Linked DNA regions of Mus musculus: all the other regions are linked to region 1. Evidence: chromatin loops called from intact Hi-C (ENCODE). Cell type or tissue: left cerebral cortex. All regions are shown on one strand. Region 1 holds the start of Sh3gl2 (SH3-domain GRB2-like 2). Region 2 overlaps Sh3gl2 (SH3-domain GRB2-like 2). Region 3 overlaps Sh3gl2 (SH3-domain GRB2-like 2). Region 4 overlaps Sh3gl2 (SH3-domain GRB2-like 2).

Region 1 (5,000 bases):
AAACCAAATATATATGTAGTTAGAAGCACTTCCTAAAATGACTGTTTCCTGTCTCCCTAAATTAGTTCCCAACAGAACTCATTTGATGATGCTAAGTCTATGGTGACAGAGATGATGCTCAGGGGTGAATGTCATCCTGCACCTTAATTTAAGCAAACTTGAGGAATGCAGTCTTCACCTTTTCCCTATGCCTTTTGCAATAGTACTGAGGCTGTGAACTCGGTAATGAGACTCATGTATAGCAGAGGAGGACTGCCTGGTCTGGCCTCAGTGGAAGAAGATGTGCGAGAGACTTGAGATTCCTGGGAGTGGGAAGACCTGGTGTGCGTGACATCCTCTTGGAGACAGGAGGGAGAAATGGGATGAGGAACTGTGGGAGGGGGGACCCAGAGGGAAGGGAGTGGCTGGATTGTAAAAAAAGATAAAAGTAATGTTTTTAAAAAACAAGAAATTACAGAAGCCACACAATTAAGGTTAGCTTAGGATAAGGATCTTTAAAGCTAAATGGTTACGCAAAAAGTATTTTACGGTTTATCAATAAAGTCGTTTCTTGTTAAATATATCTTAAAATTTAACCTGTTCCAAATGAATAAAAGGGTTGTAACTCCACACATTATGTAAGAAATGGGTCACATCGTAAGTATTTTTGGACATTTTCTCTTTGTAAAATCACTGAGTTGGGCCCAATGAGATTTAAATTATGTGGGTCTGGATTAAATTTTAATCTCAGCTTACCCCACACAGAAAATTTGGCACATCTAGTAAACAGTGATTTTCAAGTTTTTAACAACTGCCTCCGCAGTAAAACCCGTGGGAGAACTTTAAAGACTTGCAGACCACTGATCAAACCATGGCCTCAAATAAGCTTCACCAAGGAGTTCTCCAGGGAAAAAAGTTAATGCATGCATGCTCCTTAGGGGAACCACATTCTCCCATGCTGGGAGCCTGGGGAGGCCTGGGAAGGAGGGGTTCTGAGAAGGCCTGGGAGCGCAAAGCCTGGAGCAAGCGCAGAGCGCGGGCACCTCCGCAGCCTCCAGAGCGAACCTCGCTCCAGCCAGCACATCCCAGGACAGTGGGGCACACCACACCGCAAGGTCACCGCACCGAGGCGACTTTACATAATCTCCCGCCGCGCCGCCAAGCACCTGCGCGGCACCCTCCGTGCAGAGCCTGAGAGCTGCCGTGCAGGGACTAACTGCCTGGGAACCCGGTGGGCGGCGAACCGAGACAGCGGGGACAGAGAGCAGAGATGCCAGGGGAAGGGAACTGAGGTCTGAGTGCTAGAGTGGCAGGGACCACAGGGACTCGGAGTGGGAAGAGGAAGCAGGGATGCAGCGGCCAGGGAGGAGACTCGCGGAGCGAGCACCGATCGGAGACAGGGAGCCGGGTTATGGAGCCAGGCTGCCGCGCAGCGCCCCGCGGGGACCAGATCAGAACAGGGAGGGGTTGCAGGGGAGGACGCCGTCTGTCTGTCGGTCTGCGGGGCGGCCCATGGCGCACCTGCACGCGCCCTACCTGAGTGGCTTTGTGGAACTGCTTCTTCAGCCCTGCCACCGACATGATGGGATGCGGGAGGCTGCGCGGCCGGCAGATGCAGATGCAGATGCGGAGAGGCGGCTGGGGTCGCCGGGCCGCCGCTGGTCGTGCGACCGCGGGAGCTGCTGGCGCGGGGGCGCGGCGCGGGACGCGGGCTTGTGCGGAGAGACACCCTGACGTCAGGGCGGGTGATGCGGCCTCTTAAAGGGGACGCGGGAAGCCCCGCCCAGGGCGCAAGCCGAGGCAGGTGAGCGCGAGGAACCCCCGCACTGTGCGGGGGCGAAAGTCCCTCCACGGTCCGAAGCCTGGGCTGTCTTCAGCTGTGGGAGTCGTTCGTTCGTGGCCCTGGCAAAGGGATCACCGCCTTTGGGCAGTCTAGACTCAGGTGACCCAGCTCCCAGGTAGCCGCAGTGGTGCTGCCTGCGCACTGCCCTTGCCCTTTGAGCCTGGCCTCCCTGTGGTTGAAAAGCAGGGTGGCGGCTTATCTGGATCATGAATAAGTTATTGCTCATTTCATGCCCTGCCTTCCCGCATGATTGGCCACCGAAAACATTTCTCTGCCTCGATTTTAATATCCCTTAAGCTTGTTTCACCTTAGGGAAATCTATCAACTTTTTTTTTCCTGTTCTAGTACAACTTAACTACTTAAGATGAAGAGAGGTCCCTACAGTTTGACTGGGATACTGGAATGGAATTGATATGAGCTATAGCATATATTGATATGAGTAATAACATTTAATCTTCTATTTTCAAAAGAAAAAAAAAACGAATGCGAACTTGGCATTCACACAATTATCATGGACATTTTTTTCTTTCTTTTTTTTTTTCGTTCTAACATTTTTATATAATGAGGAAAGGAAAGGCAGTAAGTTATACAAACACCACATAGGGACAAAGGGTGGATGGGACTGGGTGAAGGGCCCAGAGCAGCACCAGAAATCTGTGCTCTTATGAGCAGCCACTTCAAGTTTGTCTTGTATGGAAGAGCTTGTGGGAGAGTCTCAGATGCAGGCCACACCTGCATGTGTGGATCAAAGTGATGAGCCGCCAAGAGGAGAGTAATTACGGAGAATGTGGAAAGAATCAACAGGACCTGGATTGGGTTCCTAGAAATACAGTTCCCCTCCCGCCCCCCCCCCCTCTACTGCCTGGTGTAAAGGAAGCCAGTAGACTTCTGCAGCTTGAGTAAAGATGAACGGAAGAGCAGGTGCAAGGGGATTCTAGACACGGGCTGGGTACCACTCACCCTTGCTACTGTGAATCACAGCACAACAGAATATCGGAGCAGTGAGCAGTGAGCATACCCTTCCAGTCTGCAAAGCAAAGCAAAAGGAAGGAAGGGGTCTGTAGTCTTGTGGTCCTTGCTGCTGCCCAGACCTTCCAATCTGTGGTACTTTCTAATTTCTAAACTACCGTGGAGGCATTGGGATAAACATTGGTTAGAGGATTTAGGCAGGAGGGACATGCTAATTCTTAATAATTCACCTTTTGGTATCAGGGCCACAGGGTTCGCTTCTCTCTGCCACAAATCTATGATGTGGTCTGAAATTTGCAACTTTGGTCTCAACACATGAAAGAAGTGAAATGGGGACCTGAAGAGGCTCCTCGGAAACTTTGAGCACTTGCCTTAACCTTAAAATCTTAAAGCAAAGCTAGTCCCCGCCTTTCCTTGTCTCTTTGACTACTTACCTTCATAGCGTATGCTGCTAAAGATCAGAGGAACCACGTTGGGTTCTGCATAGAAAACTTCAAAGCGCTTTGAACCTATTGCTCTCACCTAGGTCTCATCTAAGTCAGGGATTCTATTTAAGCCTCAACTGTTAGCTATGAAAACCTTTGGGGTGTTGCCCCAGAAGAGAGGTGTTGAGCAGCTACTTTTGGAAGGCATCAGAGAAAGGGGTGTGAGGGGATGGTGCAGGAAGATGCCCACACATGTAAATTGGCCCTTGAACCCCAAGGTCAGCCAGTCTCAACCCCCCTAATGCTGCAATCCTTTAATACAGTTCCTCGTGTTGTGGTGCCCCTAACCATAAAATTCTTTTCTTTGCTGCTTCATAACTGTAATTTTGCTACTGAGATGAATCATTATATAAATATCTGTGTTCTCTGATGGTCATAGGCAACCCCTGTGAAAGGGCCATTTGATCCCAAAAGGGGTGGCAACCTACAGGTTGAGAAGCACTGCCCAAGTATTTCCAGGCCAATGATTCAAAGCCACTGTTTTATGTGCATATATTCTAACTTGAATGTAGAAGGAAAGTGTGCTTGGTGCTCAACGGCTCTCACATGGGAATTCTTCCACTGCAAAGGATCTGTAACTAAGTCTCAAAGCACAGCGTAGGCGGCTGTGGTTAGAATCAGAGGTCAGTAAGGAAGGCCTTTGACGAACTCAACATTTTACCCTTTCGTCTCCCGAGATAAAAATCACTGGGAAAATGGTAAATAAACCCGGATCAGCTCAAGAAAGGCCCAATTATGCGAATCCCCTACACAGCACCACCTCACTAATTGGGCAGTAAATTCATGGTCAGCAATAATTTCCTCACATCATTTATGCACTACTTCTCTCTGCATTATGGCAAAGCTTCCAGGAAATACCAGTCTGCTAGTGTGCACAGGGCTGATGCATCCCTAGTTACCTTTCATGGTGATATAGATCCCAGGAGAGAGGCAGATGGAAAGCTCCCACTTCCATCTTTCTCCCCACTGACCGTGTTCACAGTCTCTGGCCAGCACAAGGGTAAACTGCTCCAGAATTCATGTGCAGCTCAGTGAGCATGTGAATCACAACAAGGCCAAGGCGTTCAGTCCTAGCTTCAGATCTTACAGCTGAGAAATTCGAGGTGACACAGGGCAGTGAGTCACTCTTTTTCTACTACGGCCTCTAGCTAAACGCAGGACAGCTGTGTCGGTGCTAAGTGTAGACAGAGATGACCGAGTGAATGCATAGCCCTGTCACTGGTACCACTTAAGTCACAGGCTTAACACCCTTAGCCACATAGCCCTGTGAGTGGTGTGCTTGTGGATGCGATCTAGGAGCACGAGTGCTTGCCCGGAGTGGCAGGGCTAGCAACAGCTTCCTAGAAATGGGAAATCAAGGCCAAGGCCACCTTCATAACTCTGCTTCCAGAATTTCCCCCAAAAGCTACATAGCAAGGTACATATCTGCCTGGTCCCTTGGAGGTAAAACGTGAAAGTCTTATTCCTGTAATTCAGCCTTCATCTCTCCAAAGCACAATGGGTGTCTCCCTACCTAAGCCCTATTAGCCTAGTCACAGAAGAAAGATGAGAAGATGAGACAGCCAAGTGAGTGACTCACACCAGTCCAAGGATGCCTGACCTGCATGATATTGATCTCCTGATGCCCCAACATTCCTATCTGACTGCCCCCTCCATTTCCTTGGCTTTGAAGCCTTTCCCCATCCTCTTCCTTTCTTGCCCTTTCCCCATTTTCTGAGCTTCAG
Region 2 (5,000 bases), 52 kb before region 1:
CCCTCTAACACGGACCCCACTCCTGCAGAATCTAACATTTCGTACCTCTATCCCAGGTACCCATGAGCTTCTTAAGAACTGCATCAGGAGTCCTGAGCCACGCCTTGGTTACTGGCAGAGCTATGCTGGGATGAGCCATACCTTAACGACATTAAATTTCTGTTCTACTTCTTGCTCCTCCCCCTCCTAAGTGCTGGGGCTCAAAATGGGGCTAGACTAGCACTTTATTGCTGAGCTACATCCTCTGCCTGAAAGGAGGAGGAGGAGGAGGATGAGGATGAGGAGGAGGAGGAAGAGGAGAAGGAAGAGGAGGAAGGAGAAGGAGAAGGAGAAAGAGAAAGGAAAGTGGGAAGGGGATGAGAGGAAAAGGAGGATCAATCCATACTGCCGTGTGAATAGTCCATAAACATAAAGTCTGTTGTATTGTTAACAGTATAGCAAGAACAAACACAAGACAGGAAACACACAAAAGGAGAGCACCCCAAGAAGGCAGCACCTGAAGCCAGACAAGGTCCACTGAGGCATCTATGGTGGTAGGAGTAGCTCTCTAATTGCAGGCCATCTTCACTGGCCATAAAGCCCCCACCTCTCTTCACCTCCCTCTATTCATCCCTAAACATGACCTGAGGCCACAGCAAATTGAAAATACTGACATGGACTGAGAGTCCCATGACATATGGAGGCAGAAAAGGAACAGGTGTTAGGTAGAGATCAGAACCCATCCCAGACCTGCACCTGCTGAGCAAAGAAACAGGGTCCTGGAGGAGCCATCTGCTGTACTCCATGGCCAGAGGCCCCTGTGGGAAGCGCTACCAGAATCGAGAGGACATGTCCCCATCCCCAGCACCCTAAAGTTCAAGCAGAGGCACACAGAGGAAGAAGCCTAGAACACAGGGCCGGGGATTGGGGGGGGGGGGGGGGGGGCAGGAGAACTTCTGCACTGCTCAGTGGCCTCGGGCAGCAAGACAGCTGCTTATTACAGTTTTCTCTCGTTGCCTGGGGATGATCAAAGTTTAAGATAGACTTGCTGGGACACGCTCTCCAGAGTGACCTCAGTCTCCCTTTCACTTTGAAAATACTATCGCTTAACATTCTGTGAAACCGCAAATAGGAAACTGAGTCAACAGTCTCCTTCCCTTCCCACCCCAACACATTTCTCAGCCCCTAGATATTTCCAGAGTCCCGCCTGTGCCCCCCTGTCTTCTGGGTCATGGACCACAGTAATGGAGCACCAAGCTGGGGGAGGGGGGCTCCAATGGCATGCTGATTCGCCCACTTACACCTCACTTACCACCTGCTTTGTCGCTGCAAAGGTGTTGTTCTCTTTCCTTACTTCCATCCCTATGAAATGGACCTACCCTCTCCCCACCTTTCACACAAGGTTGTTGTCAACAGCATCTCATGTGAAATGTACAAACACATTCCACAATGAGCACCACAGGTAAGGAACTGTCAGGGAGGTGGGTTATTTGTAAAGGAGCATGGCTTGCTGGAACCCTTCACCACTGATCTGGCTCAGCCACAAAGCAGTAACAGGGGTCCTAGACTAGAATCCATTGAAACTGAGTCCCAGCCTGAGTGGCCTTGTGAGGCTGTTGCTTCCATGAAACCCAACTCTTCCTCCTCATTCACTCAAGAGCATCCAATGTTACAGGAGAGCCCACAGAGCTGTGTGCAACAGGACAATGGCGATTGGTATATTAAATGCCCAATAGGATTCCTCTAAACATCCGACTTGGTGTCCACCCCACCCCCATTTATAGTTTTGATTCAGGATTAAAAGGATCAAGTGAGACATCTCAGATGGAAAAGGGTGCAATGTGGAAACAGATTTGTTACAAGTGTCCTGGGTACCCAATTAGAATACCCCTTTGGCCATGGGGGAATTTTCAGTCCTGCTATTTCTGCAGAGTCCCTCCCCTTTTAGGAAGGCTGCTGAAATTAAGACCAACCCCTGACAGATTTCTGCCTAAAACTGGAAGCTATCCCCCCGCCCCATTTGGAGGCTGCAGATGGCTTATTTGCATATTGCAATTCTCCTACTTGATGACTGTTTGGGGGGGATTGTGGGAAGAAGCAGATGGAGGACGCGCTCTGTGCTAATGTGTCACCCTGGCAAGTAACCAGGCTGATAATGAATCTCTAAACAATACACTTTCAAGACAATTCATAAAGTATGTTCATTAAAAGGTTAACAGGAAGTGGGCATGAGTGTAGATAATACCGAAATACAAACACAGATGGTGGTAGTTACCAAAAGAATACCACGGTGGTAGTTTGCCCAACTTTACAGTTTTACATTCAAACTTAACATCTTAGATCAAAAGATGGAAGAAATTAATAATCTCAAGAATTTATGTAAAATAGTCCATTGGTTATGAAGAACCAAAATGGAGTATTAAAAAAAAATTAACGGTTGGGAAGTCAAAGTGTTACATAGCAAAGTAGAAAACAAAGTAAAAACCTTAGGCAACAGTTGGCAGATCTCCAGGCCAAAGCCATCCCAATTTTGTCCCAAATGGCCAGAAAATTTTTGACTAAAATATTATGTTATTTTCCCCCTTCTCTTTCCTTACTCCAACCCCTCCCTTGCTCCTCCTTGAATCCATGGCCTTCTTTTCCTTAAGTCGTTAATGTTTCACACACACACACACACACACACACACACACACACACACATCAATACGAGCAGCTCATGCCCTTTAGCAGTATGGGGGCGGGTGGCTATGGGGGTGTGAAAGCAGGGATGACTACTTGTTAGTGACTAAGCAGTTAAGGAGTTACTCCCCGGAGAAGACTCCTTCTTAGTTGCCTGAGGTTCTCTGTCTACAGAAGATTTCTCCCTTCCAGGTTGGTACGTCTACTGGCGTTCTTCTTCTTCATGTCTTGCTTATGCAGCATACTTTCGGGTATCATGAGTGAAGCTGCCTTGTCATTTCTACAAAACACAATTTCACACCTGGTCCTCTGACTCTTAAAATCTTTCGGGCCTCTCTTCCTCAATCTCCCCTGAGCCTCAGGTGCAGGACTTGTGTTGGCTAAGGCTGGTACCCTGTGATCACCTGTTCTCTGGATTTTGACCAGTTTGGTTTTTCATAATGGTCTCCTGTTGCAAAGAGAAATTTCTGGATGAGGCGTGAAAGCTACACTTATCTGTGACTACAAGGATAGATATTTAGAATGCAGTTAGGGATCACGCTAATCCCCTCACTGGACTGAAGGTGGTAGACTCTCCTCTAAGATACATGACTTCACCTGTCCCAGGTGGTTCACCACATAATTTTAAGGAAAAATTGTTTTCATCCGGAATTACTCAAACTGTGGCTTTAATTCTCTACAATGTATCACATGTAAGTATTTTTTGAGAAATAGTCATGTTAGTCCCAGAGTCCCTATACTGTGACCATTCATAGGTAGAGAACCTCAAATAACTAGAAATATCCCTGGCAGGGAGATTTTAGGCAGAGTAAAGGAGCAAAGACCATGTTCTCCCCTTTCCTATCTGATTATAGTCCTGACACTCCTTGCCAATATTCTATGTGAACCAGGTACTGAGTGCAATTAAATAAGAGCACAGTACACAAAGGCTTCATGTAGCTGCAGCTATGGGTGTAACAAAAAGTAGCAAGTGAATTCAAGTGTACAAAGATTCTCAGGAGGACATTCAAACTGCTGATGAAATGGTACCCAAGGTGTCACATACATTTCAGAGATACAAATTAACAGAATCTCCCAGAGTAATTTTATTGTTTGCATTATGATCAAATTTAGGATTATTCTACTCCTAAATTACAAGAATATTTTATGGGTGAAGACATTCACTGTAAAATTATCTTTAGGAAAAAGAAAATGGTCATAGTTCTCCTCTCACAGATTATTAATTATATAAACAAGCATACAAATACATTATAAAATTATCTATAGATATTTAAATGTTTAAAGTCACTACCACTTTAAGATTTGAGGGGGTTGTTCTTGTTTCTACTTCTGATGTGTTTATCTGTTGTGTGGGACAGTGCACATAAGTGAAAAGCAGGTGGAGGCCAGGCACGGTGTTGGACCCTGGAGCTGGAGTTAGAGGCAGTGGTGAGCTCTGGAAAATGAGTACTGGGAACCCACCCTGGCTCCTCTTCAAGAGTAGATCCTCTAACATTTTGAGGGGGGAGTTGTATGTTTTTAACTGAAATAAAATTACATCACTTCCCCCTCCTTCTAAGGACCCTCCTCCAACTCATCCTACCCACCCCCACTCTCCAGCTGACAGCCTCTTTTTCTTTGATTATTGTGGTTCTATACATTAATTTAAAAAGGCATTCGAACAACACAATTAAATGTTATCACGCTTCCTGTGATCACTTGAAACTCAGTTGACATATTTAAAAGTTGTACAATCTTACCATAAATAAGAATCATTTTGTGATCAGAAAACCCCAAGAACCCAAATCTCTGAATTTCAAACCACTGTGTCACACTTACTTGAGATAGCCCCAACCTTCATCCTTGGGCTTCCTCCTTGTCCATCAAGTCAGCAAGTGTGGCAGAGTCTTTGCTGAGAAGTCTTTCTCACCACTCCAATCTTCTCTAGCGCCACTTCTGCCCTGTAAGCCACCTTGGCTACTTCTTTCCCACCTGCAGACTTCTGATTCAATGATTATCCTTCAGACTAGCAGTAGGCCTCTGCTAGATTTCAGTTCCTGGTTCTGCCCCCTCATCATCTGCATGCCCAGGAGCCCCTGCTTATCTCTTCAGTGTGCCAGTCCCATCAGTTAAATGAGACAACCGATACCAGCATCTGCTTTGGGGCTGGGGGGAAGGTCGAAAGAGCAACAGACACACGATTAGAAGAGTGCCTGATATCAGAGAGGTGATCTGCTGATGGATTCTAACATAAAACACATGAGTGACAAAGAACACACATCCCATAAATAATACTGAATGGTTGTTTTACGACTGCACTACACCAATCACATCCAGTAAGACTCTTTACATAGGTTTTTAAA
Region 3 (5,000 bases), 170 kb before region 1:
AAGGGGCTTTTTTTTAAGAAAAAAAAAATGGTGGGAAGATTGTTTAACAAGGAAGTTGAAGACAGAGGAACCAATGCTCTGCTCAGGAGCTGCAGGGCTGCAGCTGTGATCCTGGATTGATGGCCCTTGGTCTCCAGTGCCTTTCATCTTATGGAGCTGTAGGAAATTCACGTGCCCTCTTCTGTGTATCCCAGGGAGACTGTCTGGGAAATGAGAATCTGCGTGTGTGTGAGAAGAAGGATCGCACAGACCTGAATCTCCCTCAGATCCTTGTCATGAAGATTCTGAAGGGGGTCGATGAAATTCTGCTTCACTTCCATGTCCAATGAGTCCTTGACCTCCGAGAGCTCCCTCATGGCTTCTCCCACCTCACCGAGAGCAGGACCTGAGAGGGGAAAATGAAGATCTCACACCCTGAAGAATAAAGACAAGCACTCTTTGCAACAACAGCCTTCAAGATGGCTGTGTAGGGATTGCCTCTGTCCTATAACAGCAACAGAGTCTAAGAAAGCCCATAGTGTTCTCAAGACAAAAGAAGTTTTTCTATTTACCACAGTCATTCTGAAAACCAGGCTCCATGGACCCTTTAAAAGGAGGAGTATCCCTCCTTACCAGGAACTGGATATTTTACTCTGAATACTATTTTGCAAGGCTCTCTGTTCTCTGTGATAGGCACTAGTTCTCATTAATATGAGATCAGTTGCAGCTCAATGCTTTTAGCAGAAGCAGATACTAAAAACTGAGGAAAAAGGGACTAGAGAGGTCCCATGTCAATAGGAGTGAAGGCAGAAGGTGCTTGAAGGCAGAAGGTGCTTAGGGTCCTGAGAGCCAGGCAAGAGAGGAGATAGAATAAATTCTATTTTGCCTGGAGCAACAGAATCAGGGATCCCAAACAAATGAGCAGTGGATTAATCCTAGAGAGCCCAGGTGCCAGTGTAGGAATTCACGCTGATTGTGACTGCTCGATCTGCTTTAATACGCAGCTCCTGCCAGATACACCCAGGAAAGTGCCAAGGCATCTGGGCATGTCTGCCGGAACTGTTGTCAAGGCTGGGGTCCCATTAGAGGAAAAGGACAAAAGCTGCGTAGACAAATCACTTTAAACACTGGCAGTCCTAAAATCACATTTCATCCCCCATATATAACATCTACAAGTGAGAATTAAAATATAAGCAGGCTGACTGATGATCTCGAGTTTGCTGTTGTTAGTGGGTTTTGCTTTGTTGTTTTGTTTTGTTTTTTAATCAGCACCACAACCTCCTTGGAGACCTGCAGTATGGCCAAGGCTACTTACCAAAGTTGCAATCATCACCCAGCTCCCTGCCGAACTTGAGCATGGCCTCTGCCAGCAGTGCTTCCGCCTGAGGGTAGCCTGGCCCCTTCTCTTGGCCGCGGATTTTCGACATGGTGTTGATCATACTGAGCTTAGCCCTGGAAGCTGGAGACAAAGGGAGAACAGCCTTTAGGAGATAGCATCACTATTCATAATGGGAACTGGGCTGGCTGGAGAACCAAGCTCCAATCAGCCCAGACATCTACTCGGCTCCTAAAGCTGCACCTTCACTGGGCCTACAGCCCTTGGGTACAATATGTGGGCAACTGAATATACATCAACTCTAAACTTCAACTCCAAGTAGAATTATACTGCAAGGCCAAATACAGGTCTTCACGGGGCAGCAGCATGGTTTGGGTGCTGTCCCCACATCCTCCTGCCTGAAACAGGGCAGAGACTCTGGGGCTTGTACACTGCATCCTAGAAATACCTGACCATATCCTCATCTTCCAGTTTTATTCCTGTTTCATATCTCAACTCTAGGAGTATGTGGATTAAACTAAGAAACGGTGGTGAACTCGTGGGCCTGGGTCTTGTTTCCTTTACAACATGTGTAAAATAAACTATTCTCAAAGTCATCTCTAAACTAAGAATAAAATGCTATATTTATTAAAATATCTAACTACATCTCTTAAACATCTCGGCTGAAGATTGAGTTTGTTTGTCAAAGATTACCTCTCGATTCCTCTTCTCATTTTGTTCTTTGTTTTTGTTTGTTTGTTTGTTTGTTTTCAAGAGGTGCCTAAAGAGTTACTCCCACCCACTTTAGTGGAAGAAGTCATTTTAGTAACACATTACTGAAGACTATGATCTGACTGATCCTAGGTGTCCCCGATTCATTATCAGAGTTGATTACACGCTAACCTGGGACTGAGCCCACAATGCCAGCTGCAGGAAAACCCTTGAGGAAATCTCAGCTGAAAGTAAAAATACCTTCTAGCACGTGGAGACTAGTATTTGATCTTAAACACACAGTTTAAATAGGCTTTTATTTAAACTTTGGGCCTCCAAGATAGAGTAAAAATGAGAAAAATTATCCCCATTCACAAAGTTTATAATAAGCTGAAGGCAGAATCTGTCATGAGAGCAATTAGATTGAAGTGTTTATATTCAATGCCAGGACAGGAGACTCCAATGAGTCACAGAAACAAGGCCTACAGGGTGAAGCACTGTAAGGGAAAATATCCATAGGGAAGCATAATTGAGCCTTGAACCATATAGTATTCAGCAGCAAGTGGCGTTAGTATCACACACAAAGCTGGTGGTGACCGCAACAAAGACAAAATTTACCTTTTATTCACTTCAAGCTTTTGTAGAAAAAAATTTCATACATGTTAGATTTGAGGAAGTGCTTCATAATTACCTATTACCTGGAGTAGACCTGCATAGTCTTTCCCACAGACAGCCATGGCTGAGGTCCAGGAGAGAGCTCCTGCCACACAGCGCCCACACAGAGTAAGGAGTCAGTTAAATAGCTACAACTGGTAAGTACTATGTCAATGCTAGCACCAGACACTAGACAGCCCGACATAGAAGAGCAGAAGCAACATCATACATACAAAGGAAACAAGAGGGTACCAGAAAATGAGGACCGGATGAACAGAAGGAGAGAAGAGATGTGGACACCAGAGAACCACAGTAACTCACACCTCTCCAATCCTGCCTTGCCCATGATGAATGCCTTTTACAAACACTGGTTATTGATTTATGACTATGTTTTGGTTTTATTACGATCTGATTTTCATAACATGATATATTGTGGGTGATTTTCAAATCCTTTTTGAATCTTGTTAAATTATAGAGAGCTTTATTATTTTATTCATCACTTAAGGGCATATTGATACATTCCACATCTTTAGAAAAGGGAAGAAAGCCATAAGATTTTATTTCTTCAAATAATGTAAAAACATGTATACCCACAGGTTTGAAGAAATTCTCTTTTATATTCACTTGTGGACTCATTACATTTTTAAGAATCTTAGATTGATAAAATGTCTGTGTCCTTGAAAAACATCATTGATTGCTTAACTGCTTATCTTCAAATGGTCGCATGATTGTTTTAAAATTATTTTCCAAATAGCTCTCTAAAAAACTGACAATGAACCTAGGAAACATAAATAGGAAACATTCAAAGTCCTATAATGCCATCTTTGCTTAGTTGCTTCACCAAATTATGCATGAGTCAGGAATCCCAAACTCTTACTTCCCTAAGAAGGAGTCGCCTCTCCTTCAAACTACGTAAACATCCTAACTTCCCCACCATCCTCCTCTGGGCTTAGTGAATAAAGAGATCTCTAACATCATTCTCTCTCCTGAGCTATGAAAGCAAACATGCTAGAGTGGTCTGTGTGTCTCTCAGCAAAGGGCAGCATAAGTCAGTGTGTATAGTAAGTGTTAGCACAATGGCTGCAGCCACAACACAATGGGCAGCCCTCTGGCAATGGTTTTGAAAAAAAAAAAGATTGCTCACATGTTCATGTGAAGGAGAGCTTTCTAAGGTGTACCAGAGAATGAACACAGAGCCTTGATTCTCTAGATGGAAGAAAGAGGGAGAAGGAATCCAGTAGATTTCTTTTAAGACAATAGCTGATCATGCTGAGTAACAGTCAGAACATGTTCTCATGAGTTGGCATGGTTTGAATATGGGTTGTGTCCACCAAATGTTAAGGGTTTGGTCCCTCGTATGGTACTATTGTGTTCACTCAGTCTCCTTATGTGGCTTGATATGGCCGTTCATCCCAATACACAGTCCTACCACAGCATGTTACCATCCTCTTCTGTCTTTATAGGTCAATCGAATGGAGCATATGTGATCATGGACTCTGACCTAAACAAATGTCTTTTTGCTTTACAGGTGGTCAGTGTCTAGTATATCATTATAATCATGCAAAGATGGCTAATATATGATCCCATATTCTCCATTTTCACCAAAGAGCCTGACAACCAAATCTGTAGCTTCTGAATGGTGTGTGCGTGTGTGTGTGTGTGTGTGTGTGTGTGTGTGTGTGTGTATGAGTGTGGGTTGAGGGGGTAGATTATTCTCTGGAGAAAACAGAAAGCAAGATAACCAGAGGGGTATCTAACCATACGAGATGCATCTGATGCTTCAACCAAAGGCTGACCACCTTGGAAGAGGGTCACTGGAGGTGATCTACCTGTCTTCTATACTCACAGAGCCTTTCTTTATATACAGACATAGAAAAGATGGCCACGATCACAAGAGTCCAGAAAAAGACCTGTAAAGGAACACTAGAACCCAACAACAGCACGACAATAACAAAACCAAGCCAAAGGAATCACAAGAAACACAATTCAGGGAGTGCAACATACATTATCATTAACACCTTCAGGTGTCCAACATATTTTATCCACAAAATGCAGAGAAAGGAACTCTAAGAAATGTTCTAATCTGAACTTAAATACAACATAAACTAAAAAAAAATAAATAACCAAACCACAGAAACTCATATCTCACAAGAAGAAAAATGAAAATAAAAAAATAAGCAAAAAGATATGAAAAATTAGGAAAAAATACAGAATCATTATTAGTATAGGAAATGAAACAGCTAAATAAGCTGAATATTGAAGAAATGAAAAAGGGAAATTGCTTTCTAAGTTCAAGAGAATTTCCTAGAGCAAATAGCTGTGTCTCCAGAATAAAAAAGTT
Region 4 (5,000 bases), 120 kb before region 1:
TCCTTTACATTTCCAATGCTATCCCCAAAGTCCCCCATACCCACCCCCCCCCAATCCCCTACCCACTCACTCCCCCCTTTTGGCCCTGGCGTTCCCCTGTACTGGGACATATAAAGTTTGCAAGTCCAAAGGGCCTCTCTTTGCAGTGATGGCCGACTAGGCCATCTTTTGATGCATATGCAGCTAGAGACAAGAGCTTCGGGGTACTGGTTAGTTCATATTGTTGTTCCACCTATAGGGTTGTAGTTCCCTTTAGCTACTTGGGTAATATCTCTAGCTCCTGCATTGGGGGCCCTGTGACCCATCCAATAGCTGACTGTGATCATCCACTTCTGTATTTGCTAGGCCCCGGCATAGTCTCACAAGAGAGAGCTATATCTGGGTCCTTTCAGCAAAATTTTGCTAGTGTGTGCAATGGTGTCAGCGTTTAAGAGAACCTGAAATATCAAGTCCCATGAAAACCTTAGATGTGGCCTTGACAGTGCTCGTTTCCAGGACTAGATAGGGGAGTTAGCGTCTATGCTTGAAAGGCCAAGATCAAAATGAAAAGCCAAGCAGTCATCTTGACAAACTGCAGTGCACAGGGCTGCAGAGAGACCACAAGCCCAAGCACATGGCAGAAAGATCCAGAGAGGAGTGGGTGGACTTTCCGTATTCCCCACCTTGATGTAGCCTATGTGTTCAAAGCAAGCCAGGAACTAGTGTCAGGCTTCCAATCTCCATCACATTCCCTAAGAGGAAGAAGAGCACACAATTCACTTCCAGGGCAGTCTCTGCACCATCACCTTAGTACCAAGTCAATATTTTTGTGTATATGTGCCAAGAAGTGGTACAACGATTTCAATCTTCAAATTGAAGACAGATAAGAACCCATTTCTTCTGCTGATAAAATACAGCTTTCCCACTGATGGTTACTAAGTTTATGAACAAGATACTCAACAACAGATGAGGATCTCTGCAACAACAAAATAGAAATTAAAAGGACTCTGTTATCAAAGGAAGGTGCACGGAAGCCACAGTGAAGTGAAACATCGCACCATGTCTCATACAGATGCATAATCCTCTCAGTCAGAAGCAGAATAAATACTGAAACATGGGGAGGAGCCTTCACCTTCACAGAGCACAGTACTTTAAATATGAATAACCACAGGGGCATTGAAACATCTAAATATACAGATAAAGTTATGATGCTGTTCCTTCCTCATATTTATGAGCTGCCTTGACCTTGGCAGATCACAAAAAAAAGAAAGAAAGAAAGAAAGAAAGAAAGAAAGAAAGAAAGAAAGAAAGAAAGAAAGAAAGAAAGAAAGAAAGAAAGAAAGAAAGAAAGGAAAAGAAAACACTGACTAGACTTAGGCCTGGGAAGAATTTCTAGGAACAATCTAGAAATAACTGAATCATGCATACAGGGATTTATGTTTTAGAAGCTACAGTTTCTTTTCTTTTTTTTTTAAACCAAGTTAGAAAGAAGTACTACTGGGGGCTGTGGAGAGATGACAAAGCAACACTTGCTGCCTGTGGGAAGATGTGCTGCATTTTCGTGACTAATGACTAGCTCCATTCCACTGTTCCTGGTATACTCAAGGAATATGAAAATAATCCTCAAGGTCATGTATCTGTGCTTACTAAAGCAGAGAGCTAAGTGAAGATTCTTTAAGATAAGAACAGTATGTCCCATCCTTCTGACACCCCCATTTATTTGCTGGTATAAAGTTGACCCATCAAAGTTAGTGGATGGAAGGATAGAAGGATGGGAGAAATAATGTATATCAGGCCATAGGCAAAAAGGATGCTGCTCGCTCCCTACAGCCGTGTTTCTTAATGCAGAACCATCTGAGCCTCTCCCAGACTAATTAAACCTCATTATCCTATACTATTAGATAAGAAGACTGAGAAATGGAGCTTAGGAACTCCCCTGTAAATGTAATAAATGCTGCCACATAGTATTTCACACATCCTTCCAGGCCTGACCCCAGTGGTGTGTCTGATCAATAAACAGCATCTCCTCTCTACTGCAGTTCGTCTGCTGCTGGCAATAGGACAGGGTGCTTCTAAGTCACAGCAAGAAGCTCCTGCTCCCTGTGAGTGTGGAAGGACATAAGCCAGGGCTGCAAAAGCAGCGCGCTGGATTCTGCCTCTGCTTTCTGCTGAACGTGTTTACTGCTTCCCCATATGGCAAATGCTAAAGTCTTACCACGACCATCTGGAGATGCAGAATATTCAGCTACGAAAGTATCAGTTGGAACTTAGAGTGTTCTGCTTAGAAGCATGGAGTTCACCTAGAAACTCAGTTGTGTTTTGCAAGAGCCCAGTCTAAGCAATAGCAGGAAAATACACAAAATACACAAAAATATGTGTTTACAGGCCTGTGATCACCACCCTGCACTAAAATTCATTAAATATGTAGGATACACAGGTTTTGAACAGAATCTTAAATTTGAGAAGATCCTAGGTATAGCATCCTACAGAATAAAGGAAATACATCTTTAAGTAGTACCACTAAAAAGACCAACACATTGATAGCTATCATTGCATACTGTGCTTGCTTCACATAGCTTCATGAATTTTACCGTCTCAGAAATAGGTAGTGTCCAGCAATCACTGCCTGTTTCTCTGCCATGTTATCTCCCTTCTACATCCTGTCAGCCTCTGGAAGAGCCATGAATCCTCAGCAGATGCTGTGCATCTGGCTCCTCAAAGAAGGCAGGTAGACTTCCACTAAGTGTCACACGCTAGAAAGGAGGCAACCGAGGTCCACAGAGATCTGGAGAGGTGACTTGGAAAGGCAGGGAACAAGATGCTCTCAGAACTGAGTAGGGATGTGGTTGAGTAGGAATTAGACTCCTCTCGGGACTGCACTGAAGAAATTCAGAGGGAGATTGGTAGAGAACTGACTTCAGTTAACATAAGAAAAAAGTCTGTAATTACATGCAAAAGTGTCTAAAATAGAAAATATTTTCATTGAAAGGAAGAGGTATATTGGAAAGGTTTTGTTCAGAGACTCGGAGACTTAGCTGCATAAGCTGTATGATCCCCCTGCCTCCAATTTTTAGGAGTTGGCACTTTGCTTCTTCCTCTGAGGTCCCAAAGCACACACAGTACACTTAGCAACGCCCTGGATCTGATGTCAATGCTTTGTATTTCAATCTCCCTCCTGAGTCAGAAAGCCACTTGTAAACAAGATGCATAGTCTTATTCCTCTCTGCATCCACTGTCCTTCCACAGTATCTAGAACATACTAGAAGCTCAATCAATATTTGTTAAATTAATTAATAACAGTTCAGCTGGTTAAAAAAAAATAACATTAATGTGTATATGTCTATGTGTGGCTATGCGCAAATGTGGTTTATTACAGTTTGTAAGTGTCCTCGGGAAAGGACTGTGAAGGCCTGGCCTCCCAGTTAAGAGATGCATCCACTGAAAATTAAATCATGAATGAATGACTCTGACTTAGTCAGTTAATAAATCTATTGGTAGACCTGTAACTTGATGACATCACTGGAAAATAATGGAAACTCCTAGAAGTGGAGCCTAATAGAAAGAAGGTCCCAGAGGGGTGTGCCTTTGAAGGACACTTCTTGCCTCTGGCTTCTCTGGGTCTCTCTCTATTTTTCAGATAGCATGAGATGAACAGTTCTGACCCAGCATCCCCTTTGGTTTGGGAAGATCCAACAAATGGAGCTAACTGAGCTCAGACTGAAACCGGGAGCCTCATTGAATCCATCCTCCATTGTACTGTTTTAAAAACAACTACACCCTGACTAACATCAGGAGCTGGTCTCTATACACATATGAATTTATACTCATGCAAATGTCCCTTTCCCTTACATGAATTCTTTGCATTCCCATGTTAGTCTCGATGTGTAAGCTCTTAATGGTGCTGCCTGGTGGATCTTTAAGCACCATGGATAAATGCACAGATGGCCCATTACGTGTTAGGACATCAGATACCGTACTGGAAACAGGCTAATACCCAGGGCCTTACGCTCTGCTGAGGAATATCACAAATCTGCGTCTGTGTCTAGATACAAATCATACGTGTTTGGTTTCATGAACATGCCAATGAGAAACAGGTTTTCACGGCTGGGTTTAGGAACTTGGTAAAACATCTTTACTGAAGGCTTTAATAATGATGTCATGCCTGATGATCCAGCACTGAAAGGGCAGCAAACCTCGTGAAAGCTCACAGAGAAGGGCTTCCTGAAGCAGATTTTTGAACGAAAATAAACACTGGCTTCTAACCGTGCTTAAGAGCTAGATGACAACCTATCCTTTTCAGCTTTGTCAGTACACTGGGTAAAGGAAAATGTCAAAATTTTAAAAAACGGCTCAGATTTTCAGAGAGTGTTGCCACCTAAAATCCATCCACAGGTGACATTATGAGGTTTTTTTTTTCCTTTCTTTCTTTTTATTCATTTTTATTGGTTATTTTATTTATTTACATTTCAAAGGTTATCCCCCTTCCTGGTTTCAGGTAGCCCCCTATCCAACGCCCCCCTGCTTCTATGAGGGTGCTCCCCCACTCACCCACTCCAGTCTCACTGGCCTGGCATTCCCCAACACTGGAACATCAAGCCTTCACAGGACCAAGGGCCTCCCCTCCCATTGATGTGCAAAAAGGCTATCCTCTGCTACATATTCAGCTGGAGCCATGGGTCCCTCCATGTGTATTCTTTGGTTGGTGGGTTAGTCCCTGGGAGCTCTGATATTGTTGTTCTTCCTATGGGGTTGCAAACCCCTTCAGCTCTTTCAGTCCTTTCTCTAACTCCTCCATTGGGGTTCCTGTGCTCAGTTCGATGGTTGGCTGCAAGCATCTACATCTGTGTTGGACAGGCTCTGGCAGAACCTCTCTACTCAGTGATTAAAAACAACGACTTCAGTATGAGGTTTCTCAATCCACCAGTTAGCTCATCTGGGCCATGGCAGACTGCACTGAAGTTTCTCCTTATGAAACTCTAGAGAATAAAATGGCTTCTTCCAGGCCCTGCACATCCTTCTTG

The links. Hi-C counts contacts between places; a loop is a spot of excess contacts. Peaks named below come from ENCODE experiments on the same cell type or tissue, not always from the same donor. Only the 100,000 strongest peaks of a DNase experiment are listed, where the experiment ranks them.
Region 2: it touches region 1 in a loop (2.3-fold over the local background); 5 of 42 quality-filtered maps call a loop at or near these places.
Region 3: it touches region 1 in a loop (3-fold over the local background); 3 of 42 quality-filtered maps call a loop at or near these places.
Region 4: a loop joins it to region 1, with 10 times the contacts of the local background. A loop is called at or near these places in 5 of 42 quality-filtered maps.

The regions. Positions count from the first base shown.
Region 1 is chr4:85,202,137-85,207,136 of GRCm38, reverse strand. It overlaps Sh3gl2 (SH3-domain GRB2-like 2), which reads right to left and starts at 1,681. Exons shown (of 9, transcript NM_019535.2): 1 at 1,516-1,681. The coding sequence starts at 1,560. In left cerebral cortex, a CTCF peak has its summit at 1,990; DNase peaks (open chromatin) are centred at 240, 1,098, 1,710 and 2,514; H3K4me3 peaks cover 2,277 bases; H3K27ac peaks cover 2,284 bases.
Region 2 is chr4:85,253,684-85,258,683 of GRCm38, reverse strand. The region is part of intron 1 of Sh3gl2 (SH3-domain GRB2-like 2); the gene reads right to left. Among named protein-coding and RNA genes, the nearest start is that of Sh3gl2, 51 kb to the right of the region's middle. In left cerebral cortex, no CTCF peak of the experiment used is centred here; DNase peaks (open chromatin) are centred at 63 and 2,724; H3K27ac peaks cover 330 bases.
Region 3 is chr4:85,372,779-85,377,778 of GRCm38, reverse strand. It overlaps Sh3gl2 (SH3-domain GRB2-like 2), which reads right to left. Exons shown (of 9, transcript NM_019535.2): 4 at 1,295-1,438; 5 at 252-385. Among named protein-coding and RNA genes, the nearest start is that of Sh3gl2, 170 kb to the right of the region's middle. In left cerebral cortex, no CTCF peak of the experiment used is centred here; a DNase peak (open chromatin) is centred at 2,779.
Region 4 is chr4:85,322,778-85,327,777 of GRCm38, reverse strand. All of the region lies in intron 1 of Sh3gl2 (SH3-domain GRB2-like 2), which reads right to left. Among named protein-coding and RNA genes, the nearest start is that of Sh3gl2, 120 kb to the right of the region's middle. In left cerebral cortex, no CTCF peak of the experiment used is centred here; DNase peaks (open chromatin) are centred at 1,525, 2,146 and 2,653; H3K27ac peaks cover 2,990 bases.